Linked DNA regions of Homo sapiens: region 2 is linked to region 1. A link is a loop called in an ENCODE intact Hi-C map of the cell type or tissue named here. Cell type or tissue: heart left ventricle. All regions are shown on one strand. Each heading gives the region's core, and the rest is flanking DNA. Links, peaks and the distances in the headings are about the cores only.

The links. Hi-C counts contacts between places; a loop is a spot of excess contacts. Peaks named below come from ENCODE experiments on the same cell type or tissue, not always from the same donor. Only the 100,000 strongest peaks of a DNase experiment are listed, where the experiment ranks them.
Region 2: it touches region 1 in a loop (1.8-fold over the local background); 1 of 110 quality-filtered maps calls a loop at or near these places.

Annotation. Positions count from the first base shown.
Region 1 is chr4:165,828,098-165,843,609 of GRCh38, forward strand. No RefSeq gene overlaps it. Among named protein-coding and RNA genes, the nearest start is that of TLL1, 37 kb to the right of the region's middle. In heart left ventricle, for the core only: no CTCF peak of the experiment used is centred there; no DNase peak of the experiment used is centred there.
Region 2 is chr4:165,776,485-165,791,996 of GRCh38, forward strand. No RefSeq gene overlaps it. Among named protein-coding and RNA genes, the nearest start is that of TLL1, 89 kb to the right of the region's middle. In heart left ventricle, for the core only: no CTCF peak of the experiment used is centred there; no DNase peak of the experiment used is centred there; H3K27ac peaks cover 513 bases.

The DNA.
Region 1 (15,512 bases), core at 5,197-9,196:
AAAAGTGGAGGCTTAGAAAGTTGAAAAGGTCACTCTCCAGGCTGTGACAATAGGAGGCATTTGTTTTATACAGGAGTTATGTTCAGTGTTATCTGTTATATGCTATCCGTATAAATCATTTTGACCCATGTTACTTCTTGAACAAAATTATCTGCTTTACAGTTGCTTCCTATCCTGATGTCATCAATATTTATAGCTTTTTCTTAAGTTAAAATTGCAGTGTAATTTTAATACACTATTTGTGAAGCTACAATTTTTACTCTCAACATTTTCATGTAATGTGTGAATTTTAAGACAAATTTGGAAGTTTTATGAACCAGATTTTAGGAGTAGGAGAATTAACCTCTTCTGTGGATAAAATAGAAATAGAAGCTTTCCAAAGTGACTGCAGTTATTGTTAAGGTATTAAAATATTAATTCAATTAGGAGTCAATTTTAAACTCAGAAGCAGCACAGTGCAGATTTAACACTTAAAAGGCCTTAAAAACTATTCTACCTAGTAAGTCATTTACTGTGAACAACAGTGTTCCTACCAGATGATGGTATACATAAAGAGGTATTTATTAACTTAGAAAACTTTCTCCTTTTTTTCAAAGAACTGTATTAAAAAGGTATCTAATATGTAAATTTGATTATAATTACCAGAAGGAAAATTGAAAAAGAAGAAAAGAAAACTGTAGTTATCCTACAGTAGTCATTTTCTCTGGATGTGTATAAATTGTTTTTAATACCTCTTGTAGAAAACGTATGCCACAAAAAACTCGTGACAAGTGCTGGTCAGAATAGTGTACAACAAAGACACATTTTCCTTTCTAGAAGTAGCAAGGCATTGCCTAAATTGTTCCTTTTAGAAATAGTTTTATTGCATATTATCTTCAAATGTTGTGAGAGTAAACACCTCAAAAGTAATGTTTTGTTACCCATGTCATTTGTCTATTTCTTTCTCTTCTCTATCTTTTCATTGAATGTCAATTAGGCTATTCCCTAGACTGTAAGTGTGAAAATCTTCCTCGAGGATAGGATTCTGGCCAAGTGCCACCTTCTTAAGCATGCTCTGACATGTTCTAAAATGCCTTCTGATCTACCAAGTCTTTGAGTTCATTTCGTGAGAAGTATTGCTCTCTTTTATGTTTGTTTCTTAATTTATCTTTCATAGGCCCTTCAGGACATATTGTTCATTAGACCATGACTGAAAATAATGTGATTTCTGGTATAATTATATATTTTTTCACATGCTATGTTTAATGTCCTTTAAAGAGCATAAAGAAGTGCTCCAAGTCTTTCTTTGTTTTTTTTTCTTTCTCATCTCTTTATATCTTATGTCTTCTTCCAAGCATAATATAAACAGGCTGAAAATTGAGTCAAGTATTAATAACATCCAATAATAATAAGGTAATGCTATCATTGTTAGGGTTTTTTGTTTTGATTGTGTTCTCAAATCCTCCATCTTTTATAACTAGTTTCTATTGCCAAATGTAACTTATGTGTTTGTGTATATGTGTGTAGATATATTTAATGGAGACATAAACAGAAATGTTAGTACCATTCAAATGCCCATTGATGTAATCCACATAAGATAACCTAATAAATCTGAGAAAAAAAAATAGGAAGAAAAAAATCCATTACAGTGTCTCATCAGGATCATCATTTATCTGTTGAACATAAGGAATTATTTAAGTCATAGCATCTATCTTGTCCTTCTTCATGTCCTTCTCCAAAATATTTATTCAGTTTACTTTGCGCTTAGTAAAACTTAAAAACACAATTTGAATTGTATCCGCTTGGCAATAAATACCAAAAGGAAGAAATTTGGATTACTAATTGCAAACTACCAGCCAAACCTAAATTTAATAGACAGGGTTGTTTCTGTGAGTTTTGTTTGCTCCAAGTTGGTTTGTGGGGACAAGCCAAATAGAAATGAAATATCCATTGTTGATAAAAATAAAACATTTATCTAAAAATGGAGGCAAATAGAAAACTCAAAGAAAGGTTATATTTCAAGTGACTAAACTATCAGACCAAGTCACACTGTCCCATGCTGTGATCAGCAAGAAGATAAGGTCTTCACCATCTGTTCTCTGGGGGTCTTGAGTTTAAATCTCAATGGGAGACTACTGCAGGATGCCAGGGGAAAGGAAAAGGTAATTTGGAAATTTTGCATTTTTTATGCCAAAGCAATAAGGATTCTTACATATATTTATTTATAAGAACAGATAGCATTCCATCCCAACACTAATATTAAACAGGCTACGATTTAATAAAATATGGAGATCCATTTCAGCTTACACTGTATGTTTCAATTTTCACTTACAATGTCTGGGATATACCATGTACACACAAAATAGGTATCAACAATTATACTTAACACTGTTTAGTTTGTCTAACCATAATGCTGTTGGATTAACAGTGTTCTAATTGGAATTGGCTGATCAACTTTAAAAGTATTTTAAACTTCATCAAATGTGATCCTATATTTTTTCCTCATGTCTGATGATGGGAGGAGAGTTCACAATCAGGTTGAAGTCACTTTAGTACTAAAGCAAAGCAAACACACTTTTAGATGTGATGTGAAATAACCTCAGAGATGCTGGCATCTGGTGCTATCTAGACTATAATACAGCAGAGTGATGTGGTTGCAGTGGTTTTTACAGGTACTCGAGAGGAGAGAGTGCATACATCAGGTTCTTTGCATCATGTCTATTTTAGTTTTCTATTATTTCTCCTGGTTTCCTGGGGAGACAGCATTTATGTCTCAAAAAAAATCTTCAATACTGAAAGCATTTATGGAAAGCATAAATAACATTTTCTTTCTCAAAACAATAAATGCCCTCAAAATGCAAAAGCCTACTCCTCTTTTCCTCTTCTTTCACAACTCACATCCCTCTCCTACCTCCATGCTACAAGTAGTCATTTCATAACAAATAAAATGATTGTGTCTAGACAACTATGTTGGATGTTTAAAGAAAGTGTTTATTGTCTGTACCACCCAGCACATCATGCAGTCCCTTATACAAAGACCCTAAAGGAAAGGTCTAATCTTTCCTTTGTCCTGAACACTGCAACCAAAACAACCTTAGTTTGGTAGTTCCTTGGTCAAAGCCTTATTTCTGCACTGCCTACTATATTTAGTACATTCCTCCATATCTGCGGGGGATTGGTTTCAGGCCCCCTCCTTGGATACCTAGGCTTTCATATAATATGTATTTGCATAGAACCTACACACATTCTCTCGTATACTTTAAATCATCTCTAGATTACTTATAATACCTAATACAATGTAAATGCTACACAAGTAGTTGTTATACTCTATTGGGTTTTTTTTTCATTATTTTTTAGGGTCATATGGTTATTTTTATCTATTTTTTTCCCAAATATTTTCAACCGGTGGTTGTTTGAATCTGTGAATATGGAACCCAATGGATATGGAGGCTGACTGCACAGACATTCAAGGCCTTCACAGTCTGGCTTCACTCGATCTCTCCCAGGCTATTCTAACTTTTCACAGACAATTCTCCTGCCAGTCACGCATCATTACTGTAACAAGTTATGGCTTATCCTTCCTTTGTGATTTTGCTCAAATTTGTTCTTCCTGGAATGTCCTTAGGACCTTTCTAACAGTTCTGGTGATTGGCGTTCTAAAAATTTTTCAAGGCCTAGGCCAAATACCACTTCATCCATGAAGACTTACCAAATCCCAAATGAGAAAAGATTTCTCCTTTTTAAATATTTTTAACTATCTTTTCTTTCCTCGTAACTTTCATTTTAGGTCCAGTGGGTACATGAACAGGTTTGTCATGTGGGTAAATTAGGTGTCCTGCAGGCTTGGTGTACAGATTATTTTGTCACCCAGGTAATGAGCGTAAGTAGTTTTTCAACCCTCACCTTCCTCCCATCCTCCACCCTCAAGTAGGCCCCGGTGTCTATTTTTCTTTCTTTGAGTCCATGTGCACTCAATGTTTAGCTCCCACTTGTGAATGAGAACATCCAGTATTTGATTTTCTGTTCCTGAGTTAATACACTTAGGATAAGCAAATTTCCATGTTGCTGCAAAGGACGTGATTTTGATCTTTTTTTATGGCTGTGTAGTATTCCACTGTGTTGTAACTATCTTTTAGCATTTATCTTGTGCAATAGTATTACAGTAAACCATACATAACTAATTTCATTAAAACAAGTTGGCCAGGTGCTGTGGCTCACGCCTGTAATCCCAGCACTTTGGGAGGCCAAGGCAGTCGGATCATGAGGTCAGGAGTTCAAGACATGCCTGGCCAAGATGGTGAAACCCCGTTTCTACTAAAAATACAAAAATTAGCTGGGCATGGTGGCAGATGCCTGTAATCCCAGCTACTTGGGAGGCTGAGGCAGGGAATTACTTGAACCAGGGAGGCGGAGGTTGCAGTGAGCCAAGATCGTGCCATTGCACTCCAGTCTGGGTGATAGAGTGAGACTCCATCTCAAAAAGAAAAAAAAAAAAGTTATTCCATTCATCTTAACCAATTGTTTTCTATTACCTTGCATACTCCTTTATGAGAAAGAACTCAATGATTATTAAACTGAATTTTCTAAAGATGAAATAGATGTTGCTTGTGAGGTTCTAGTGCTAAAAGTATAGAGGGCAATCCTGGTTTCTTGTCTTGGTTGTCATTCATTCATTCTTCCAGCAAATATTTATCAAGTGCTTGCATGCCACTTTGTGAAGCAATAGGGATACAAGAATCAATAAAATAGATGTGGTCACTCCTTTTATGGAGCAACCCTCTCTGGATTTACAGATTTTATAGGATTTCAGTTTCTTTATCTATAAAATAAAAAGTTTATACAATTTCAAAGGCTACTTCCAATTTGAAAATTATGAAGACTCACAAGCAGGACACACTTTGTAAGATTAAATATCTATATTAGAGACATGAACTAAGTTATGCATTATACAGAGTTTTATATTATATGTATGTTTTTTCACACATACCATGTCATAAAACATGGTAATTATAAAACTTGGAGTTTGGGGGGTGGAAAACTCACTTGCTATTTAGGTGTGGTAGTCAAAGACATTATCAGACATTTCCTACATCTTTTTGAGGTTTTGGATAAAAATGCTACCCTTCCTTTTAGGAATCAAGAATTTAGATGATGTTCAAAGATGGGGAAATTTGCATATTATCCTTTTTTGTTGTTGTTGGGTGTCTGTATTCTTTCTAGTCATCAGGTCAACTTCACTATCATGTTAAAGTCCTTTTCTGGTATGTATTTTACAAATAGCACTGGGAACGTTTCTGGTAGAAAATAGGGTAATGTTCTTGATATAGTGGGATCTGATTTAGCTCTTAAATCACTTATTTCAAGTAGAAGTTACATGTCACCAAGTCTTCAACTGAGGAGACTTTGTAAATTTTCTTCACGCTTTCTTTTTTTTAATTTTTTACTATACTTTAAGTTCTAGGGTACGTATGCACAACCTGCAGGTTTGTTACATATGTATACATGTGCCATGTTGGTGTGCTGCACCCACTAACTCATCATTTCTTTTACAGGTGACAGTGTCTACCACCTTGGATGTGGTTAGAAATACCCTGCAGCAATGAGATTTTCTTTAGCCACTTAATCTTGCTGTGTAATATAATGACAGTTAATCCTTTTAAATCTTTTAAAACACTTTACAATGGGAAGACACAATGCATTTCTAGCTATGTGTTAATGCTGATTTCCCCATTGTTCAAAAACCTTTAGATGACTTCAATACATTAAAAATGAATAAAATTATTATTTTGAGAGCCCGTATTCTTAGAACTAGGCAAGATGAAGAATGAAGATCCAGAAATGTGATATCATGATTATTTTATATTGGAGGAATGTCTTTGGGGAGAGCTAACTTTGCTTTTGATTGGGTAATCTGGACATAGCTTATTCTCGGTGGAAGTGATGTAAAGTAGCTAAAGAAAAAAAGTGAAAAGGGTAAAATGGAAGAATTACTTAAAATCAAAATAAGATCAAGATAATAATTACATTGTTATCAGTTAAATATAGTACTTACACTATTAGGAGAAATGACCAGACTGAATGAAGGGTGAATATAGGTTTATTCAGATGTGAATGTGCTGTCCAGGCCCACTATCCCATCGCAATTCAGTAAAATCATACTCTCAAAGGAGAGTGATTTGTTATATTTGTGAACAGGTGGCAGCTTCATCTATTCAGAGACCAATTATGTAAAGCAGCATGAGAATAACCAGGGTGCCAATGTTGGCAGAGAGAGAGGGAGGGAGAGAGAAGAGAACAAATCTGTCACATGTTACAAAAGCAATAGTGATTTAACTCTTGAACAAGGAAGATTCTTGAAAATAGAACCAGTGAAATAATTCCCTGCACAAGTGTCTATCATGTGAAATCCCTCTGAGTACCCGGTAGTGATACTATTAGTGCAGGTAGTAGGAATGAAGCTTACCTCCATTATATTTCAATGATATTTTGCTTTAAAGTATGTTACTGGAACTCATTTTGAAGAATGCTGACCCTTAATATATTAGACTAGGTGTTAAAATTAGGAAAATACTAACAGATCAGAGCCCTGACTGCGTTGTACCTTCCTTATTTAGGGTTAAAACATAGTTCATCAGTAGCCCACCAAAGCTACTATTTATATGCGAATGTATCTGCTTAATAAATATTCACCATTTATGTATGTATTTATTTATTTATTTATTTATTTATTTGAGACAGGGTCTGTGTCAACCAGGCTGGAGTGCAGTGGCTCAATCCTAGCTTGCTGCAGCTTCAAACTCCTGGGCCGAAGTGATCCTCCTGTCTCAGCCTCCTGAGTAGCTGGGACTACAGGTGCACATGCCACCACACTCAGCTAAATTTTATATTTTTTTTGTGGAGACAGAAGTCTCACTATTGTTCAGACTTGTCTCAAACTCCCGGTATCAGGAGATTCTCCTGCCTTGGCCTCTGGAAGTGTTGGGATCACAGACGTGAGCCGTCACACTCAGCCAAATTTGCTTATTGAATTAATTACTTATCTCCTGGAAAAGTTGGGAGAAGAGCCGCTAGAGAAATAAGGAACAAGTTTAGTTTAATGTGTAGATGGTACAATTATCAGAAAAGATGCTGGGAGATTGAGGAATTCCTAGGAAATAGGTGCAGGGTGAACAAATGAGACTTTGAGTGAAGCTGCCTTCAGTTAGAGGAAGAAGTCAACTGTTTCCCAGAGTCAACAATGACTGGATCTGCACACAACTAAAAAAAATCTTTCTATATTTTTTCTTGGTAAAGGCTGTTTATATTAAACTTTGTACGTTTTGGTGGGGAATTAATTTATTTCATTGTCTAATAATTTTCCCACAAGCCCAAAGCTGAGATGATGAAAAGCTACTATTATTTGTTAAGCCTGGAAATGACTTAAAGAATGGTAAACAAGTTAGAATTGTAAAGGTATTTAGATAATTGAGCTTTGACCTAACTTTTTTTTTTTCTAGTTGCAAAGCTTTCCTTCAGGAAGCAAAAATATGAGCAATGATCAAAACACTGTTTGTTGTGAATGTTGGGTAAATAATGAAGTTTCTCCATTTTGAAGAAAGTATTTATTTCAATATTTGTCTGGGATTCAAATTCTCTACTAAATATATTGGTTTCATACAGTCAGCATCACTGGATTTTGGCCAACATGACATGACCACATAGGATATTTAAAATGTATCAGGAATCCTTCTGTTTGAGTTCATCTTGACTTTGCTGTGATGTTGTGTGTAATCATGAGCTTCTAGGTTTGGGAAAAAAATTGAGTTTCTCATGGAAAATTTTTTGTGACGTGAGCGCTATAATTGCAAACTTCTCTGATGACAAATAGTTTCTTCTGGCATTTGGGAATGAGGTACAGCTGAGTCTGGGAATAAACATCCAGGTGCACCTATCTAAACACGTCATTAGCCTGCCTGAGAAGTCTTCAGGGTGATCTGCATTAACTGAGTGTCTTTCTGTTGTAGCTAGTGTTGACTAGCTCCTTAAGGTCTTACGTGTCTTTAAGCTTAGGTTGATGGCCCCTGGTTAAATCTCCTTTACTATATAGATGTTTACACATCGTTTAGATTATGGCCTACATTCAAGTTTAATTTGCCTGTCTCTGAATGAATCAAAATTTCTAACTATATTTGGCTTACATTTAGATGTATTTTTTGTAACTTCTGTTGTCTCAGCTTCATGTTTGCTTTTCCACGATGCTTACCAGAAGTCTCCCCATGTGGTTGTTTCTACATAATTCGGGATAAATCCCTAAGATCTATTAGAGATATAGCAGAGGAAATGTACAGAATTGAGAATGTGAGAATAGAATGTTTTTCAGTTTTTAGAAGTTAGATTAGTCAGATAGGAATGATTAAAACAGCCTTTTTAATCTGCCTACAAAATTAGTTGGAGTGGAAAGCAAGCTAAAAACCTTTGGGGTTTGTAATATCTGTTAATTTAGTATTATTTATAAATTTAATTAAAGTGCTGCTTACCTTTTTAGGCAGATTTAAATACAATTAGGCTGTTCTCATCCCTCTGACAGCACCTAATTATCCCCTCATTTTTCATTACCTATTATTAAGCCTGCACTCCAGTTGTTTTTACCCATCGTTGATGGTTTAGACAATATGCCTTCTTTTTTTCAAGTCTTTTTTATCTTTCCATTATGTTCCATTTCAAATAATTCATCTTTAGTTACATATGCCAATCTCCAGTCTACCAGTTTGTTAATATGCAGACCACGAATTCATTTGAATTCTGTGCATACTAGAAAACTATTCTAATGCAAAAAACAAACAAACAAAAAAACCAGCAGCAAATACCTGTTATAAATATGTTTTGTTTGTCTATTTACTTATTTTGAGACAGTGTTTCGCTCTTGTTGCCCAGGCTGGAGTGCAATGACACGGTCTCGGCTCATTGCAACCTCCGCCTCCTGGGTTCAAGTGATTCTCCTGCTTGAGTAGCTGGGACTACAGGCGTCCACCACCACGCCCAGCTAATTTTTTTGTATTTTTAGTAGAGACAGGGGACAGGGTTTCACCGTGTTAGAAAGGATGGTCTCGATCCCCTGACCTCGTGATCTGCCCGCCTCGGCCTCCCAAAGTGCTGGGATTACAGGCTTGAGCCACTGCGCCCGTCCCAAACTGTCTTAATGTCTCATGAAATACAATCAAGACCTCTGTACAGCTCAGGTTAGGTTGTCTAGCTGGAGTCTGTGACAGGCATGAACATTTAGATTTAACATACTCTCTTTTGTAAATACAAAGAATGACAATGAGTATGTTGGTAAGAGAAAACTTTGCTAGGGATTTAAACATATTCAGGATTGCATGGATAATATTATATATGCTAACCCTTTTATCTTGTCAAGTAAGTTTTGTGCATATACAAATAACATTTTCCCATCATTCTATACATGAAAAGTATCTCTTTTCTTATACTATGGATACCCTTCCCTATAAAAATTAATTGCATGGAGAATCCAAAACAGTCTTTTTCAACTTATTAGACAACAATGGAATATAAAAAGACATATATTACGGCATTTTTATCAGGAATAAAGGACAATTTCCACAAAGTAAAACAACAATTTTTCTCAAGCTGAGGAATCTCATTTATCAAAGAACCAAGGATCTAGTGAGCCATGAACTAAACATATCAATGTCTGAAAATTCAGTAACTAGATCTATTTTAAAAATTACATAGTTAAAAAAATTACATTCTAGATGATATCCAGGATTTTTAAGCATACTATGATTTCTTACAGATCTGAACTATAGCTCACTTTCAAATTCAGTCTCATCTTCAAGTTGCCCTCCAAACACAAAATTTAACTGAACTCCATTACCCATTCATTTCTCATAATTATTTATAGCTGCAGATATGGGAGAGCACACATTTCCAATGTCTGCATTTCCACAATTTATACTTAGCCTCCTCTCCAACTTTTCATTTTTCTTTATTTTCCTTTTTTTTTTAAACAGAGTCTCACTCTGTCACCAGGCTGGAGTGAGTGCAGTGGCATGATCTCAGCTCACTGTAACCTCTGCCTCCCGGGTTCAAGGGATTCTCCTGCCTCAGCCTCCTGAGTAGCTGGGACTACACTACTAATATAATTTTTGTATATTTAGTAGAGATGGGGTTTCACCATGTTGGCCAGGATGGTCTCAATCTCTTGACCTCATGATCCGCCTGCTTCTGCCTCACAAAGTGCTGGGATTACAGGAGGGAGCCACCACGCCCAGCCCATTTTTCTTTTTTAACAGCAACAACTATAATAACAATACCCCTCCATTATGGGAAAACATATACATATTGTGATATGGTATATATGTCTGTGGGGTACACACACACAGTGTCCTAAGATGTTTCTATTCATGAGCTTTTTTTGTGTATATATATTTCTTGCCCTTTTTTCACCAGACATCTAAAACTCTCAGAAAGTGAAAGACTGATTTAACAAATTATTTTATTTACTGCACACTAGAGCTCCATCTCATAATTAAACACACTTTCAGTTCATTGAAATGAGACAATGCCTTTACTCAGTCTGGAGAGGATATACTATCATGGAAAGCAGCCAGTTGATTCTGCCAGAGAATTCTAACTCCACAGTCATTGGAAATTTCTCACATAGAGATACCAGTATCCCTGGTAAGGACAATGATGACCTGGCTTAAAAAAAAATGCTAGCTGTGATTGGTCAGATTTGGAATATATCAAGCTGTTTACAAATTGTTCTACTAATATATCTTCCATGAGTATAATTGGGAAGGAAGTTACGCAGGCTAATAGAAGTTTCCAGGATTTCCCTGTTCTCCTTTGTTTGGCCTTTGCCTCCATATTTATTATTTTTTTAGTTGCTCTGACTCCTGCCTAAGACTTTTTTTAAATGTAATTGAAAATTCTCAATGTGAAAATCTTGGATTGTTAGATTTGCTTCTAATTCCCTTTTTTAATTTACTTCTCTGTGTCAAGATAAAATGAAATTATACATAATTGTATTTATGAAGTCTTTTATATTTTATTTTCTCACCCTAGGATTTACCTCCATTCTTCTTTCTGTAGTTTAAGATGATTACACCCTTTTATTTTCCACAATCTCTCCCTTTTCTAGGCCAAAAGAACGATGCTTTTTCTTAAGTTGTTCATGAAATAATCACCCGTTCTTTACTATCATTATATTAATAACAATAATTTCTATTTTTGCATCACTTAATATATATGAAGCTAAATGTTTTGTGTTACTTCCTTCAACCTCCAAAGTAACCCTTTCATGTGGACGCCGTTTTAAGATGGCAACACTGAGGCACAGAGCATAAGCCATCCACCCCACATTTTTGGTTGCTCTCCAATTCACCTATTCGTTGGTTCGATTTTTGCCAAAGCTCTCTTTTAAACAATGATTCTCTACCTCTGCAGCTGTCTGGGGCTCCTTTCCTTTGCTGGCTGTCCTCTATCTTTTTCCTGCACTGACTTTTCCTGACATGATTCTGTAGTTATGCTTAGTTCCTTCCAAATCCCCTTTCCACTTAACTGATGAGGTGCGTGTGTGTGTGTTTTGTTTTGTTTTGTTTTTCATCTCATACATCCTCAGCATTATCTGGGTATCCACACTAAATCTGGAAGTACACAAGGCCCCATTTACAGGTGTGTTATTAGATCACAAGATAACTGGAAGCTGGGAAATTAGTCATAATGAGTGTTTCTGTCAGTAGAGGGCAGGAAAGCATGTTCCCTCCGTCATGATCAAGTTGATTACGACCGCCTGGAATTCTTGCTGGGACACAAGGCAAAAACAACAAATCATTATTTGATTCATCCTTTTGGCCAATTAGAGTTGTGTTCCACTGAAAATGTTTGTTATATATGAGTCTTCCCTCTTGTTTGGTAAATGGTGGGAATAGGGTGAAGAGAGGGGAAGTAAGTTCATTTTGTTGTCTTTCCCTTCCTCCAAACCTGGTGTGAAATTCCACTTGGCATAGTCTCTAAAGTTTGGCCCGAGTAGCACACACAATGATACATAGTGTATACAGGAAGCAAAATTCAACAGAGCACCTTTGGCTACCACCCATGCTTATACAAAAGAGGAAATGGGCCATTATCCCACTCTCTACTTGCTGAACTTTGGCTACCATTGCTGTGAGGACAATATTTATCCTCATCTCACTTCATTCAAACTACTGTATTGTTTTCAAGACACAGTGAGAGGCAACAGGAACAAGACCCAAGCAAAACAAAAACCTTACCTACCACAGCCAGACAGCAAGTAAGACTAAGAGAAAATAACTTTACTAAATCAGGTATACTTAAACCTTGCTGGCATTTGGAGACAAGGTAGTTTATAACACAGGAGTGGATAAACCACCAAGATTTACTTCCTCAAGGCATTTAAAGTTTCTCACATCCTAGGATTTATAAAGGGAAAGGACATTAGGAGTTGTCTAATTATTAGACAGTTTATCGATTTTACAGATGTTCAGAATACAGAAGTACAGAAATTCAGATTCAAAAGGATAAAATCCATTACTCAGTGCTAGGAGCTAACAAGAGACAGAAGCAAGACCTGGACCAGGGTCTCTGGATGCTGAGACTAACATCGTTCACACATCTTCCATGCTTCCATATTGCTCTCCAGAGTAAGTGACAGGCAGTCTGAGTAGCTACAGGATGTAGTCACCTTTTGCTTATCCACATTTAACATATCCCATTAGTAAATTTTCTACCACAAAATTCTAATCCTGTGCTAATCTCCATGATGGGGCGCACATCATACCACCTCCAACCCCAACTAACATTATTTCATTGTAACAAAATATTATAATTAATATACTCTTTCAGCAGAAATACAGAAGGATTATTTCTGTCTGGAGGAAATTGAGGGAGCTCTCATGGAGTCTTTAGCTCAGGATTCAAGAAGAGAGGAAGTTTAACAGAATAAGAAAGAAGGGAAACATGAACTGAGTCAATATTTTGTGTGCTTAAAGTCTAGGACGATGGCCAGCCCATTGTAGGTGTTAATTAGAAAAAGGCAAGGTTGTAAAAAACTACCTTACTGGAGGAAGGGAAGAAAGGGGGAGAAATACAGACAGAGATAGGATTACTAAAGGGGGTGGAGGGAGAGAGAACATATGAGAGAGAGAGAAAGAAAAGAGAGAGGGGTGAAGAAAGAGGAGGAGGAGGAGGAGATGCAAGGGAGAAGAGAGGGAGGGGGAGGTCACTGAAGAGAGAAGACAAGAGAAACAACAAAAAATCCAGAATGTTGTGGCAGAGGGAAAAAGCAGCTATTTCAATCATTGGTGACAGAATCACTCTTAGTGAGAAAACCGTATGGTTTATTAGTATATTTGTGTATTATCAAACATTTTGTTGGGTTACTTCAGTGTGAAATTATTGACTCTGTGAGACTAGTTTCTAGAAGGAGCTGGCATAACAGTATATTCAAAAGTAGGTATAGTTACACTGCCTTAAAAAGAGAGAAAAAAATCACAAGAGGTATTAGACAAGAAAAAATATCTTAGAGGAATCCAAAGTTTAATTTATATGATAAAGTCAATGGAGAACTGAGCAATGACAAAAAAATAGTATTGCAGTGACATTTCAGTTCTGTTTATATGTCTAACAATATTATAAAATGCAGCAATAACAATGACATCAAATTAGTATTATTTAAATTCCCATATAACCAAAGACACTCAATCATATTTAGCTCACATCTAGGATTAGAAGGCAGAAAAACGTCATTCACATACTGAATGCTTGTACTATTGAATCACAACTATAGTGTCTCATGTGCCTATGAGCAGCAAACAGTTGTTTCCGTGGGATTGTACAATACGGCATGATATGCAGGACTTTTAAAATCCATCATAATAAATTCTAACAGAAGCTCTTTGAATTTAAAACACTGTGTGCAAATAACCTTCTCTGTAACTCTTAGTTTATTTAACCACAAAATGAAGATTATAATGCTTACACGTTGCTTTTCTGAGAACTAAATCAAGTAAATTATGGGAAGCATCTTGTGCAATTCCTGGTATACACAGGGTATGTTCAAGTGTTTCCTCTTGCCTGTCTAATCTAAAAACTGATATTCATTTTTTTCCTATATGGAGAAAAACATAATACAAAAGACTCATGAAATTGTTACCTAGTAAATGTAGGCTGGAGAAGTATTCTTCAATCTTTAAGAAAATACAATCGTATCTAGTATTAAAAAAATCAATGCCAAACATCCAGCTAACTTGGTGCTGCATAAATCCTCAGGTTATTTTTCTGAATGATCCCATAGTCATTGGGCACTAATGCAATTTTCTTTGTGACTAAGAAATTTTGCCCTTGAATTAATGCACCTAATCAGTGTAAGCAACTGCCAGGAGGGACAAACATAAGCAAATGTAAAGCCGGCAAAGTACCTGGTAACCCGATGTCGTAGCTTACCTCTCTTTCCAAATGAAATAGATTCTAAATACACGGGCTTATATTGGCCTATTGCTCATTCTTTGTAAAATCGTGAGCAAGAAAGCACTAAAAATAGATTCAGATCCTATGTAGGAGGTTTCTCTGTTAAATGGATATTTCACAAAATGTTGGCTCCTCCCCATCTCTACTCCCCACCAAAAAAATAAAAAAATAAAAAGAATAAGAAAGCCTCCTCTGCTAATATTTACCTGAGTTTTTTTTTCTGACTATTAATTCAGCTTAGGTGAATGGAATGGATCATCAGCAGGTTAATGTCACACAAGGGCACTCTAGATCTCTGAATACACTTCCATCACTGTCAAGGAATAATAAATGCCCTCATGGAAAGTGACATTTTTGCTGTCTTGACTGTTTTTATTCTAAACTCAATTGTCTGAAGGACAGAAAAAGATTGTCTGATTTCTCACTATGGGAGAACATGTAATGTTAAATATTTTATTGACAATTTTGTAGATTACATTTCTGGTTAGTTACCATTCTAAGAGAAACTAAACTCATAATACCATGTGTGTCCATTGGATCAAGACCCCTGTAAAATTCATACCTCTTTTTATTTGTGTAAAGGTTTATAATGAAAAATCAATAATGGTAACAATAACCATATTGAAAATGCTATACAACTAACCTAATAGGTTTTCTCCTCTGTATTTTTTCAAGTGTGAGTGATAGTGAAATAGTGTGTATGTGTTCAAATGCCTTGGTTTAGGCTTACTAAGCCTCCTCTAAACAAATAAGGTTGGAAAATGAGAGCCACGATAAATGTGAAAGAAAAAATGAAAGTTATTATTGATGGGATAGAGGAATTCAAAATATACCTTTTGGATCACGGTTTGACTTCCTGTTATCATTCTCAGAACTACTTAGATAAAGAAACACAGTCTTCCACATCTCACATAGCATATGCCTCACTGCAAACCAGGACTAAACACCTTCTCTGTTAGAACCATTCAACTCGGAACCAATTAGTTCACTTTTTCTCCCAGAAGCAATACACCTCTATTATGGGAAAGCTCCACTCTTGTTAG
Region 2 (15,512 bases), core at 6,216-10,215, 51 kb before region 1:
CTATGAGGTTAACATTTATACTATATTACTTTTCATTCAGTGGTTATTATATCATAATCTGGACTTTATAATGTCTAAAGATATCTGTATCCTAAATATTAGAATACAGAACTCTCTTTCTGACTTACATCCTATTTTGCGCAGTATTTTAGAGTTGCCTTTTAAAATAAAACTATAGACAATTTTTTATGCAGACATATTTGTTTAGATTAAAATGTACATTTACCATTTTGTTTTTCACTATATTTTGTATCTCAGTTTATACTTCTGTGATTATTTTCCACCTTGTTGAAATACATCTTTTAGAAGTTCTTGAAGTAAAGAATTGTTGGTGGTAAACTCCATTTTTGTTTATCTGAAAATGACTCCATTTCACTCTGACTTTTGAAAAATAATTTTTCCAGGTTAAAAAAAGTTCAATTTTAGTTATATCAGCCCAGCACTTGCTGTTGATAATTCTTCAATTGGTCTTATTTTTAGCCTTTATCAGGTGATAGTTTTTTGTGGGGTTTTTTTTTTTTTTTTGGTGCTTTTAATATTCTCTTTGATTTTGGTGTTCTCCAATTTTACCAAAACACATCCAAGTGTGGACTTTATTTAAAAAAAATTATACTGCATAAGATTCATTATGCTTCCTGGATCTGTGAATTCAAGTTTTTTTTTTTTAAACTTTTCAGTCACTATCTTTTCACATATTTTCTTCCTTCCATTATCTCTATTTTCTCCTTTTGGCTTTCAACTACACATATCCTAGAACTACTCATTATCTTCTACATGTTTTAACTTCTGTTCTATATTTTCTATTTATTTATTTTTGTCCCTCTGCATTATATTCTGGACAATTTCATCAGATGCATATTCAGTTCACTAATTATTTCTTCAACTATATCTAAAAATCTACTTCATTTATGGACACTTTTTATTTCAAAAGTTGTATATCTTATTTCAAGAAATTCCATCCAATTTTAAAGTCTTTCTGATCATTACCAACGGTTGTGTATTACTTATTCATATTTGTGGTTCCGTATTTTATTTTCTTAAGCATTTAGGATACAGCTTGTAGTGGGCAGAATAATGCTCTCCACAAAGGCATCTCTGTCCTAATTCCCAGAACTTGTGCATATGTTGGCATACATGGCAAAGGGGAATTAGGCTTGCAGATGGAATTACGATTTTAATCAGCAGATAGGAAGATTATCCTGGATTTTCCATGTGGGCCCCAATATGATCACAAGAATCATTAAAAGTGGGAAAGGGAGACAGAAGAAGTGGGTTAGAGAAAGAGATATGACCAAAAAACAAAAAGGCATGTCAGGGAGATACAGCATTGCTAGATTTGAAGACCAATAAAGGGCGTCAGATCCAAGGAACATGTGTCCTCAAGAAGCTGGAAAAGGCAAGGTAACAGACCCATTCCTTAAGTTCTAGAAAGGAACATGGCCCTGATTTTAAGATATGTGACCCCAATAACTCTAAGATAATAAATTTGTGTTGTTTCAAACCACTGTTTGTGGTAGTTAGTCACAGCAGCAATAAAAATGAATACATAGATATTATATATTTTGTATCTGACTATGTTAATATCTGCAGTCTTTAAGGGTCTTCTGGTTGTTGCTCTTATGACTTACTTATGCTTGGTAATACTATTTTAAAAATTTTTTAATTGACACATAGTAATTATAGATGTGGTGTATACAGGGCATAATGATATTGGAATACATATATAGTGATCAGATCAGGGTAATTAGCATATCTCTCATCTCAAACATCATTTCCTCATGTTCAGAATATTCAACAACCTCCTTCATGCTTTTTAAAACTGTATATTACTGCTTACTATGGTCATCCTATAGTACTATAGAACACCAGAATGCATTCCTTCTATCTAGCTATAATTTTGTATACTTTAACAAATCTCGCCCTATCCCCCTACCTCATTCCCTTCCCAGCCTCTGGTATCCTCTATTTTACTTTGCAGTTCTATGATACCATCTTTTTTTTTTTCTTCCACAGTTGAGTGATAACATTTTGAAATAAACTTATATTTTTCTTGATCTTAACTTGTAGGACTTTTGTAAGGCCTTATTGAGGATGTTTTCCTCTTAAGCCATAGGAGCAATAAAACCCTGAAAATTGATCTAATTCTCTGAATAATTTACTTTTATATGCAGATACAGCTATCTTTTTTAATTTAAAGGAAAAATAATACACAGTTACATAATTTGGGGAAAAATGCTTTTTATTCTTCAATTCCTGCTCCTGATTTCCACATTGTAATGTTCAGAGGTAAAAACAACAATAAAAACCTTTATATTTTTAAATTGAAATGTGCATGCAAATGAGATTCTGGATTGCATTCTTTGTGTTTCATATGCCAAAAGGAAAGCTTGAATGAGTTAGAAAGTCAGAAAATTTTGACTGTTTGTATAACCGATTGAGGGAGCTCATATTTGCTTATAAACCTTTCTAGTCAGGGATTAATTCTATAGGATTTGGTTATCAAATTATAGACATCTGTTTATTTAACTTTAGCCAGTTCTTTTTATTTGTACCTCCATGAGATTTACAGAATGGAAAGCAAAAACATGAAACTCAATATTATTCAGTAAGTTTTGCCATCATAAACTTGGGTGAAAGACTTGGAAGGTAAGACTTGAAAACCAGTGATGGAAATCTGATTTTATATTACTTGTGTCTTTCACCAATCCAAGTCCAACATACATCTTTTTCTTCACAAATAATGTAGAATTCTTTGTATGTCTTTCTTTCTTTCTTTCTTTCTTTCTTTCTTTCTTTCTTTCTTTCTTTCTTTCTTTCTTTCTTTCTTTTTTTTTTTTTTTTTTGACAGAGTCTCACTCTGTTGCCCAGGCTGGAGTGCTCTCTGCAACCTTCGCCTCCCAGGTTCAAGCGATTCTCCTGCCTCAGCCTCCCAAGTAGCTGGGACTACAGACGTGTGCCACCACGCCCGGCTAATTTTTGTATTTTTAGTAGAGACGGGGTTTTGCCATATTGGCCAAGCTGGTCTCAAACTCCTGATCTCAAGTGATCTGCCCGCCTCAGCCACCCAGAGTGCTGGGATTGCAGGCGTGAGCCACAGCGGAATTATTGGTATATCATATCAACTGATTGTATGGCTGTTATGTGTAGCTCTATTTAATTGCTCTGTGGGAAATACATTAAAGTTCTCTGCACCATCCTTGTTACTTAAGCTATGATCTGTGGTGAATGCATCGTGGGCACCTCTGGGATATCATTTGCAAGAGTTTGAGCTAGAATTTATTTTATTTGTTTTCAAGTACATGAATTTACACTTTTGGAATTAAATCATCCTGTCCATCTTCCTTCATTTTAAGATTACATATACAATTTGTCTCCTATTTTATTCATCACAGTACATGCGAACATGACAGACCTTTCAGTAACTAAGTCGGAGACAAAATATACATATAGATTTGTGTTGTGTGTACATGTCAGTGTCAGTGTATCAGATGGAATTATGTTTTAGATATCCAGTGTTGCTTTTGATTCATTGACTGATAGTTTTGAGCATATTCTCGCATCTCTGCCTTGCATCAGCTAGAATTCTTGCATCAGCCAGAATGCTTTCTCCTCAAGTATCCTGAAGTCCACTTAAATTGGCTAAACAATAAGGAAATGCACTAACTTTTATATAACAGGACTTCAAAAGGCCAGGCACCTTTCCAGGTTGATTCAGTGCTCCCCAAGGTCATTAAAGACCCAAGTTCTTTCCACTGCTTGTGTCTGACACCCTAACTTTTAGCTTCTCCTAAAGTGCCGGGAAGCTGTCTGTATCTGTTCCAGGTATCACTTATGCACATGAAAATGTCAGGAGGAAGGAAAGGAATGACTTTTAACATGACTCTCTTCTAACAGAGAAAGAATGTTTCTCAGGAGTCAGATATTCTTCTTGTCTCATTGGCAGAATGGAGCAAACTGCCCACTCCTGAATCAGTCATTGGCAATGAGGTCGGGGTCATTCTTAGAACAGTCATTCCTGCTCTTAGAGCAGGGAGTGTGGTCAGTCTCCACGGAAGCACGCAGATGACTGTGGGAAGATTCTATTAGGAAAAGAAAGGGAGGAATTGATAATGGGTAGGCAAACAAGTGTCAACTACATCATTAAAATATTTGATTTATTTCTTTAGACAGCAGATTGTTATAGGGAACACATATAATCTCAAAATTAAAACTTCTCATGTATATTCTTAATACATATTTTGAGATGGACAGTACCTGAACTGCTAACTTTCTTGCTATATGATTGGAAAGGAGTTTTAGGACTTAAAGAAGGCATCATTGGTCACTCAAAGAATTTTGCAATAAATCAAATCATGGGAGTGAAACACCAAAAATATATTAGCACTTCTGAGCATTGCTTTCACTTTCCAGGCAAGTGTTCAACCGAAACTAAAAACCTTATTTTGTAAATAGAGTATTAATGCTTCAGGAGGAGAGATAAGGCAGCCATTATTAAAGGTGTGGTCACAGTTGTTTCAGGTTATTAACATTCCTCAAAGCTTGCATTAGAAAATAGTTTAGAAAATGTGTCCTAATCTTCTGGATGACAATATATTAACAACAACAACAACAACAGCAAAGCAGAAAAGTCAAGGGAAAGTAAATATATATATCCAGATAATGTAATAATGTATGTGTATATATACAAACACATTACCTATATACCTCCAGACAATGGAATAAAGTACAGCCTTTAAAATCACATTTTAAAGAATACCAAATGACATAGAGGAAAATGTACAATGTAGTATTAATTAAAAAGCAGGATCAAAAGAAAACTCATATTATGATCTCGTCAGTAAACTAATTAGAAAGATGCAAAAAATTTTAATTTTTTTCTCTATGCATGCTATGGCTTCTAAAATTTTAACAGCTGTGATAGATTGTATTGTTACCATGTGTTCTCTGCCCTCCATGTCACATAATTGTACTTTTGCACTCTATCTCTCAGGTAGGTGACTTGTTTTGCTCAATTGTGAGTGAAGTGATTTCTGCCATGTCTGAGTAAAAGCTCAAGAACCACCCTGAGGCTCTGTTCTTGCTTCTCTTCTAACTGCTATGAGCTCAGTGTGTCCAGAAACGGGTCATTCATGACTGTGGACCCCTGAATTAACAACACACATGGAGATCACATGCAATGTAGACAAGAAATAAACCATGGTTGTTAGAAGCCATTGGCTTTTATTGTTGTTAGAAGCCATTGGCTATTTCTTACCTCAGCATAACCTAGCAAAAGTTGCATAATAAGGAAATTTATAAACTTTTGTGTTCAATTCAGAAAAATAATAAATAATATAAATATCATACCATGCAAATCAATTTTATTTAAAAATCACATCATAAACACTTTCAGGAGGAGGAACATGAATATGCGGTGCCCTCTGGAGCTCAGGTAGAGTAAAAGGAAGAGGACTTGTTCTAAGCCCGTTTGCACACTTTTACTGTGCAGTGCTGGAGTTTTCTTTTTGGGATTAACGTCCTTGATTCATCTGGTTTCGCTCTTCCTTGTGAATGCTTCCACTGTCCATAATCAATTATAGATAATCCAGCAAAATACTTAGATAACTTCTATATTTACTTCCTCACTTGGCATCCCTCCTTCTCCTCTTCTACCCACTTTAGTGTCTAACCATCAAACGTTTTTGATAATGTCCTGTCAGGTCAAATGGTCATACTTAGTCCTCATCTCTTTGGCTTCTTTTAGCCCTTGAGTCAGGTGTGCACCCCTGTTTTTATTGAAACTTCTCCTCGCTGGGTCCATGTGGCACCATGATATTTTGTCTCTTCCTATGTTGCTGGGACCACTCCTCTTTGTCTGTTCACCTGGCATTTCCTTATTTTCGCTTCCCTTACACTCATGTGTGCTTTTAGCTTTTTTCTTTCTCCTTTTATTTTTCTGACAATAGCTTCTTTGCCACACTTATCCATTCATTTCAGAGATGTATAGAGGAATGAGCCATGTATTTGTGAGTTGCTTTCATCTATTTTACTGGGAAACAGTGGCATAGCTCTTGGTACATAAATCCCTCAGAAGGCTGTATTGCATCTCTAAGATTAGTATAACATTACACCACTGGAATTAAATCAGTCTTCATTCACTAGTGAACAATGTTCTCATGGGTGAAATTACTCTAAAAATGATCCCATGAGAGTTTTAATATCTAATCTTATTTTCTGGGTTCTTTTCACCTATGATATACAATTGCTATTTCTTATAAACAAACTACTCAATAAGAAACATTACTGATCTTGGCAAGATATAATAAGTTATGTAACTGCTTGGGATTCCAAATAGGAATTCATGGACTGTTATATCCACATAGAAAGAGAGCCAAAATTGAAGTTAATGATTTTATAGGGGCCACAACAACAACACATATGCTGAGAGATATTTCTTTTGAGTGAAGCAATGGAAGCTCCTATAAAACTGCCTTTTCCCAGTCACTCTATTGGAAACTAATTAATAATTTTTTCCATTTTAAGCATTTTTGAAGAAATAACATCTTTACTTATAGTCAGAAAAATTCATATTCTCATTGAAATTATTTAGTGTGATTATCCATCTTCACATACAACTCTGTCCTTGAGAGATGAAATGTATCATGCTTTTAACGACCTCTAGAGAAAAAGATTTCAGAGCTTACTTTTGGTGACTTATTCCAATGACTAAATCCCTTCAGGAAATTATTTTTCATCTAACCTCAGTACTTCATAATATGCTTAAATGTTTCCTTTTACTATGTCCTTGCTGAAAATGTCTATAAAATAACTGTAAACTGGAAACCCATTTTAAAAAATTACTCCTTGCCCACTTTCTTTAATTCAACTCCAGTCTTGGAAAAAAAAAAGTCTTAAATCATTTCTGAGATACTCTGAATGCTTTCCAAATAAGGTGCCCATTTTATCTTTAATTTTAAAAATTTTGCATATACAAATTTATTTTTCTTTTTACAGTTTTATAGTTCAGAGTATTTGATATTGTTTTAAATAGAATATATGCTATTATAAGATATAAGCATTTAACTAGACTTTAAAAATGCTTTTTTAACAACTGAACCTCCCGTCAAGTTTACACCAATAACTGTCAAAACAAAAAGATGGTCTAAGACTCTTTTTGTGCTGTTAATTCTTTTTAACTTCCTGACTTTTGTGGCTGTTGTTACTCTTAGGCAGGATTATCACGGTGTAACATAAATAAGAGATTAACTTTACAGTCACTCTCCATTCACCATAAAACTCCTTGACCTACTCAAGTCCAGTAGGGTCAGCGTTTTCTTTGGCCAGCTTGAGTGGTTGGCTTTGGGACTGTGGGGCTCACGCCATGGAATACTGTCAGCACAAGGGATATCCTTTGGAAAATAACAAAAACTCACTCTCTCACTTTTTTTTTTTCCTTTGCCTACAAACCCAGGGAAACTCTCATTCCTCAATTCATTAATGACAAAGAGTCTAAAGAAGTTTGTAAGGACAAAGAAAAGCTCTGCTAATTAACCATTGTAATGTAATCATAATCAAGATTTACTAAGTACTTTTTGTGCCAGGTAGCACATAGATTGCACAAAAGACAGTTTCTGCTGACAAGTTTTCTGCCAGCCCTGGGTCTCAAGCCTCAACAGTTTGACGATTTGTGCCAAAGGCTTCTGATTAATTAGGAAAATTCAACAAGCGTTTATGAAAATGCCACCCTCCCCACCCAAGTCATTTAGATATAAGGTAGTGTTTTCCTGTTATATTTCCAGTAAACAAAAGGATATTGGTTGATTGTTGGAGGGGAGTTGATTGTAACCTTTTGGCTCTAAATAAATAATAAGCCTGTGTCTTAATTTCATTTAATGGCTTGGAATTCCTAAGCTATGGAGTTCGTGAGAGAAGCAGAGGAAGTACACACATTAAAAAAAAAAAAAAAAAAAAAAAAAAAAAAAAAAAAAAAACAGGGAAAGAGACCTGTTGAACCCCAAGTGGCTTCCTTTTCCCAGCATTAATTTGCAGGTGGACTAAATCCACAGCCACTCCTCATGACAAACAGATGAACTGAATAATTTCCAGTTGTCTCTCATGCTGTCTTTGAGCCTGGGAGCAGGTTGTACATACCCTCAACTGAATCAATGAGGGGAGCAGTGTTGAGGGGCTTTGGACTAAACGAGATTAGAATTACTGAGAAGTTGATAGAGACGGATGTTTTCAGTTACAATTTTAACTAGACATAATGGCTTCCCCACAGGAAAGTTCATGAATCCATAAACCTAGTCCAGTGCTCCCTTACAGGAAAGGAGCTGTTTATTAGTGTGGTCCATGCCACCTGCTCAGCTATCAAATGCACATTTGTTCTCTTGGGAACAGTAGGGTGGAGTAGTTACTAGAAACAGGGCTGGGAGCCAGCAGTATTCCACTTCCAAATTCTGGCTGACTCCTCTAGTGACCTCTGTCTAGTCCCTTCAATAAAGCTAACCACTGCTTATTTCAAACTGAAGCCAGATGGGTAGTGTCTTGGGAAATATCCACACTTCACTGGGATTTCTTTGCCACAGGATTCATTCAAAATTATCCTTGTAATCAACAAATATTTATTGAATATCTTCTATTAACATGCATTAATAAATGAGTCAAAGGGGCATGCTATACCTGGATTTACATGATGTGATTCTAAAAACCAATTTCTTTTTAGAAAGATTGTTGTGTACACTGTTTTGTAAAGCATGGGATTTTTGAGGAAGAATTTATGTAAATTCATCGATCTATCTAAGATTTCTATAAGATTTCTATAAATTGAATTAGCCCTGTAGCAGTTATTAGGTGTGGTCCATAGCATACAAAATTAATTTTAAAGATAAACATCAGTGACAAAACAGAGCACAATTTTTTTCCCCTACAAAGAATCAGGATGCTAACATACAAATTCTTTTTTATTGTTGCTATTAGAACAGAGGGAAAAAAAGGTCCCCGACCTTGGAACCCTATGTTTGTGCAATTAGAATCATGCGGGTGAACAATAACAAAATATTCTCCCCACCCTCTGAAGGGGGTGACAGCTCCTGGGCACAGTGATACTCCATAAACAGCCCAAGTGGCAGAACATCCCTAGCAGCAGAATCCACTGGCTGCTTCCCAATCTGAATGTTTTTGTACTATCCTTGACTTCTACAGTTGGCAGAGAGAGGGAAAAAAATGTTTCAGAAAGTAGAGATGTTGAAGGGATGGATGTCCAGAAATGGAAGATGGGGAAAGAGAAATGTTTCTCTCACACTTTGTGATGCATCGGAAACAATAACGTGGTCACTTTAGAGATCCCAAATGTTTTAGAAGTGCAGAAGGTAACAAAAACCTCCTGATATTTCAAAATGCAAATCACCCAGCTTCATCTCTTTTTAAGAACCTTCGCATTACTGTAGGGTACAAATAGAGAAACAAGTACAACTACAGTCCCAGCGAAACATACTCAGACTCTCATAAAAACTCCACTGGTGAAAACAGTTACTCGAAGAAGCCAAGTTAATCCTGTGCCTGAGTCCTCCGAGTCCTGCTAAGACAGCTCTGGCCAGTGACATTCACCCATAGTGCATTCCTCTCGGCCCACCTGCTGCCGTAGGATCCTAGTTTTTCAAGCCCTCAATGAAGTAAAGAGCTAGAGTTGAAGATGGAAGGCAACATACAGCTAGAAGCACAAAACATGAGCATATACTGTTGGCCAGAGTCTTTCAGCAGCTGGTTTTTCTATGACTCAGTTCCCCATTCTAAGAACGAGTCTACCAGAAATATTTTCTTATCACAAATATCTTATTGACAGCCTCAGGCAAAGCAAATGAGAAATAAGCCAGAAAGAAATAGGTCTGAATTGATCCCAAAGAGAAACTAGCCTTTTCCAGTCATGTATCAGGGATTTGCATGGTAGATGTAGGTCATCTGAGAGGGCTCTAAGCTCTGCCCTATGAACACAATGCTTTCTTTTCCTGGTTTTGCATATGTAACATCATTGTCCTCAGAAGTCATCAAGTCCCCATTAGCTTGATGGGATGTAGTAATCAGCTGGGGTTGCCATAACAAAATAAAAGCCACCCAAAATGGGTGGCTTTAATGACAGAAATTTACTTTCTCAAAGTTTAGGAAGCTAAAAGTCCAGGATGAAGGTGTCAGTACAACGGGGTTCTTGTAAGCTCTCTCTTCTTGACTTGCAGATGGCTGCCTTCTTGTCTCTGTGGTCTCTGAAAGAGAGATATCTGGTGTCTCTTCTTTTTCTTAGAAGGACATCGATCCTATTGGTCGGAGTCCCATTCTTATGACTTAATTTACTCTTAATGATCTCTTTAAAGGTCTTATCTCTAACCTGGCTGTGGTGGTGCACACCTATAATCCCAGAGACTGAGGCAGAAAAATTGCTTAAGCCTAGGAATTTGAGACTGGCCTGGGCAATAAGCAAGACCCCATCTCAAAAACAGAATGAAAGTTTTAAAAGGCCCTATTTCCAAATAGTTTCATTGAAGGTTAGAGCTTCAAAACATGGGTTTTGGGGGGACAGAATTCAACCCAAAGCAAATGATAAATATTGATTAGTAATTATTAATCAGTCATATGCACAGAGCACTCATATTGTCCAATTAAATTACTAATACTAGCTAATATTGTGTAGATTAACTGAATTAATAAAATAAGCCAATTGAAACTTAGCAGAAAACATCTCATTTTATGCCATAGGCAAATAAAACAGGAGACACTTTACAGAATTTTTTTAGAGCCAAATAAATTAGTCTGAAATCCCAGTTCTGCCACTCATTAGCTATAAGGACTTGGGCAAGCAGCTTAACCATTTTGAACCCCAGATCTTCTTTATGGGTTAGTTAAGGATTGAAATAAAGTACTTTATATTAAGTGTTCAGTGCCTGACATACATTATACACTCAGTAAATGGAAATTAATATTATGAATTATCATTTCTATTATGCCAATGTAAATATCAAAATTGAACTAACTTCATTAGCAAGTGGACATCTGTCAGACTTCTATGGTACATTAAGTGTTTTGTATGCTTCTTACTTTCAAGTAGAAATTTTCCTGGTCTGCACTGGGGTTATAATTCAATGTCAATGTTTTTCTCTCTGGTGATAACCAAAGCTCTCAAAGAGCTTAGTAACTTGCCTCAGGCACAGAGACAGGCAAAGGGCACGTTTCCCACATAGTCCCAGGTGTCTTCTTGAGAAAAAAGTACCAGTCAGTGGTTACCACAGAGCAAGTGATTTTGATGGGTCTTTGATTATGATACCTTATATCATCTTGGTTATACACCAGGGGCACGAGTATCATTCTTAGGTCAAAAATACTACCTCAAACCACAGAGCAGCATTTGCTTATAAATAAGAGTGAAGATGGAAGTTTTGTTTTCAGATATAAACCTTTCATTTCTTGGCCACACTGTCTTCAGTGTATTTTGGGCCTTATGAGCAAAGCAGTAGAAGATTTTGTTGTGATTATTTTTTAAATTACTACTCCTTACAGAGCTTTTGACATTTATAAGCAATTCAGTTCTTTCCTAAACCTGATTTTATAGATTTTTCTAGGTTTGGCACGGCCCTTGCTTCTTGGCACAGCAGTATGTTACTATTTTTAAAGATGAGCATGACAGTGTAGATAATGAAATGGAAACGTAGAGCCAAAACAAAGTTTGGATTCAACTGGAAGAACCAAGAGGTTGACATTCAAATGTCAATGGATTCCCCTAACTCATCTTTCATGTGCTTGTTTATTTATTTATTTGCATTTTAAGATTTACTTTAAAGTCTGGGTTGCTATCACATTAAGCAATATCAATTTAATTTCTATCACAGTGAATATTAACAAGTGCTTTTATTATAATTTCAGTTGCCTCCTAATGATTTTATCCTTGAAAGTAGCTTTTATTTTATGCTGTTCAAGTACTTATCTCCAGTCATCCTTCCTCTTCATAAAACACTTAAGAACAGGAGAGATTGTAAAACCTTTTATTAGATAAAAGGATGGTAGCTGTTATTACATAAAATTCAAGAAAATATTTTAATTTCTCATTTGCTGTTACAGTCTTGATATCCATATTTGATTTTTCTGAAGTTAAACTTCATCTCAGCTTAATCCCTCCAAGTGGCATGATTATTTTAATACCTTACTTGATAATACTCCCATAGCCATATTTTTCCTCTCCTAAACCTGAAAAGGTTAACAGTTGTATCTGAAGGTTTACCTGTTTCACACTCAGGCAATTTAGTTTCTAAAAAGAGAGAATTAAGTATCAGATCCTTTCAAAATGTATGCAGTACAATTTTGGCTGGTCATTTTTGAGAGACCAAGAAAAATGCTGTCAGCCATAATGCTAAATTTGGAAGTGCAATGTCGTGCCAGCAAGTATTTTAGCAAGGCTGATGCTATACTTGGGAATTTGTCAAGTACATCAGTAATATTTCATAGCACATTTGGCTGTGTGCAAAGTTGATACAGAATTTACTCTTCATTCTCACTATGAGAAATACCACACATTTATAAATGTATTAGGGTGACTTCCTTCATTCTGTTCTTCTGTTTATTTTTAGGGTGCTTATTAAGGAAGTACCTAAGCTTCTTTTAAAATGTCATATCTTCACTAATGTCATGTGATTTTATTCACCCACAGAAACTTAAGTTGTATTCAGATAACTAATGGAAAAATAAATAATTTAATCTGGACACTTGGACAGCTAATCTTGTTGGGTAACCCAGCTATAGTCTGGTGCAATGAAGATATTCTCCAGTTGGCTAGCTGTGAAACCCACTCAACTCCCTCTCTCCTGTCACCAGCTATTACTCTTCCAGAGCCTTCGGTGAGGACAATGGCAAATGCGCAAGGCTAATTGATTATGTCTGTGGTGAAAATATACCCACTGGGGAAGACTTTCTACTGCTTGTAAAGACTCAAAATTCTGGAGCTCAGAAGGACCTTGGAAAAACAATTCTGACTTCTTGGAGAATTTCTTGCAGCAAAAGGCACTGAGTCTCAGAAGAGTCAAGACTTGACTTGTCAGACACAACCCTCATCTAGGAACCCCAACAAGTCAAGTCTCAGATTGACTGAGGCATGACCTAGTTGTCATGTGTTGCCATTGCATCCTGGTACCTCTTGCCCCAAACAGGTTATTTTTATTCCTACATTGATAAAGTGCTATGATAATTTGTGGGTATTTGTTGATGCTTAGCCTTTTGTGTTTTGACACTAACGATTGAAAAGAGAAGAGTGGTAGTCCAAGCTACCTTCCACAGATGAAGAGACTTCAGTTTTGGAGAAGAGATTACCTTGTAAGGGGAGGCCATTTTGTCCCCCTTAATAACCAGAAGTCTTAGATCAGAGGCCTCAGACACCATCCTCATCTAGGAACCCCCAAAATGACGTCAGGACACTCCCTAACATGCTCAATTTGGATACCAGGAAAGCAGGATGGGGGGTCCTGACTGCCCAGTCCAAGAGTGGCAAGGAGGAGGTGACAGCATTCAGCTGTTGGCCAGGCAGCTAGGCCCTTCCAAGTCACTTTCACTACTAATATTGGTGATTAACATTTTTTGGTGCACTTTACACATTTTAAGCCCTAACACAACCCCATGATCACTGTCATTCTTATTTCACAGAGAACTGAATAACGTGTCCAAAGTCATACAGCATGTAGAGACAGACATCAGAAATTGAAATGCGGAAAGCCCAATTTCTGAGCCCAAGCTTTTAACTGTTTCTCCACCCCTTGCCTCCTCCCTACAGAATTTAGTGGCATCAAAGGTCATGTTCTAAGTAACAGCGATGAATATCTTTTATGTTTTGGCATCTCTCATAATAGGGAAAGAAGTCTTTCATATGTTTATTTCAAAATTATGAGAACACTTTTAACTAAACAAACTACTTCTTTTATAACTTTATAAAATTTAGGCAAATCCTCAGTTTACAGTACATTATAATCATTGGTCCATGTAGGAATCCATCTTTTACTTAACAAGTTTAAGATTCTATAATGACTATATGGGGGCCTATCAGTCAATTTAAGAACTAGGATGTTACCACTAATTTATAACTACATGGGCTCAGCTAATTTTTACATGTTTTTGTAGAGATGAGGTCTCACTGTGTTGCCCAGGCTGGTCTTGAAATCCTGGGCTCAAGCAATCCTCCTGCCTTGGCCTCCCAAAGTGTGGGATTACAGGCCTGAGCCACCGGGCCCCTCCGAGAGTAATAATCGCTACCTCGAATGTTATTTATTTTGTTTTTAGAAAGTGTTTTTATCATATATATGATAAAATATCTTAAATCTTACATCTTTTTGAGGTTTAAATAATATATTGTGTGTAATCTTACAGTAATGGATGTATGGATATAGCTGTAGTTCATTCATTTTTACTTCTGAAAAAATTTAATTCTAAACATACTAAAATTTATTTATCCGCTCTAATGATGGATATCTGGGTTATTTCCAGGTTTTAATGTTTTACTAATATGGTGATATAAATATCCTTGCAGTCTTCTGGTGCACATATGTCTCCCTAGGTATAAACCTAGTAGGACAGGCACTGCTAGGTTGAGAATATGCAAATATTAAAATTTACAGGATAATGCCACACGTGTTTTCAAAGTGGTTGTACCAATTTATACTCACACTAATAATATATAATTAATACTAACAATTAAATGGTAGATCATTAAGCTTAAATTTAAATTTCTTTAATTTCTAATATTGGTTCTATGCATTTACTTTTAGAATAAATATTCCGATCTTTCCCATTCTTCTACTTTTTTTTTCTTTTTGCCTTTTTTCTTATTCATTTGTAGGAATTCAGTATATAGTCTATAGCAGTTATCCTTTGATGGTTATTTGTATCGCAAAATTATTATAGCTATTGTTTTATTGCCTTTTTGAACATTTCCTTTGTTGAACAGATATTCTTAGTTTTCATGTAGTTTAATTTGTCCATCATTAAAGACGTACTTGAAGTATATTGCAGGTTCAATTTCACACCACCACAATAAAGCAAATGTCACAATAAAGTGAGTTACATAAATGTTTTCATTTCCTAGTACATTTAAACATTATGTTTACACTATTTTGTAGTCTATTAAGTGTGGATAGCATTATGTCTAAAAAAATGTGCTTTTGTTAATTACCAAATATTTTATTGCTAAAACATGCTAATGATCATCTGAGATTTCGGAGAGTCATAATCTTTTTGCTAATGGAGTGTCTTGTCTTGATGTTGATAGCTGTTGACTGATAAGGGTGGTGGTTGCTGAAGGTTGGGGTGACTGTGGCAGTTGCTTAAATTAAGACAACAGTGAAGTTTGCTGCATCAAGTGACTCTTCCTTTCATGAAAAATTTCTCTGTAGCATGTGATGATGTTTAAAAACATTTTACTCACAGCAGATCTTCTTTCAAAATTGGAGTCAATTCTTTCAAGCCCTGTGGCTGCCTTATCAATTAAGTGTAGGTAAAAATCTTGAGGT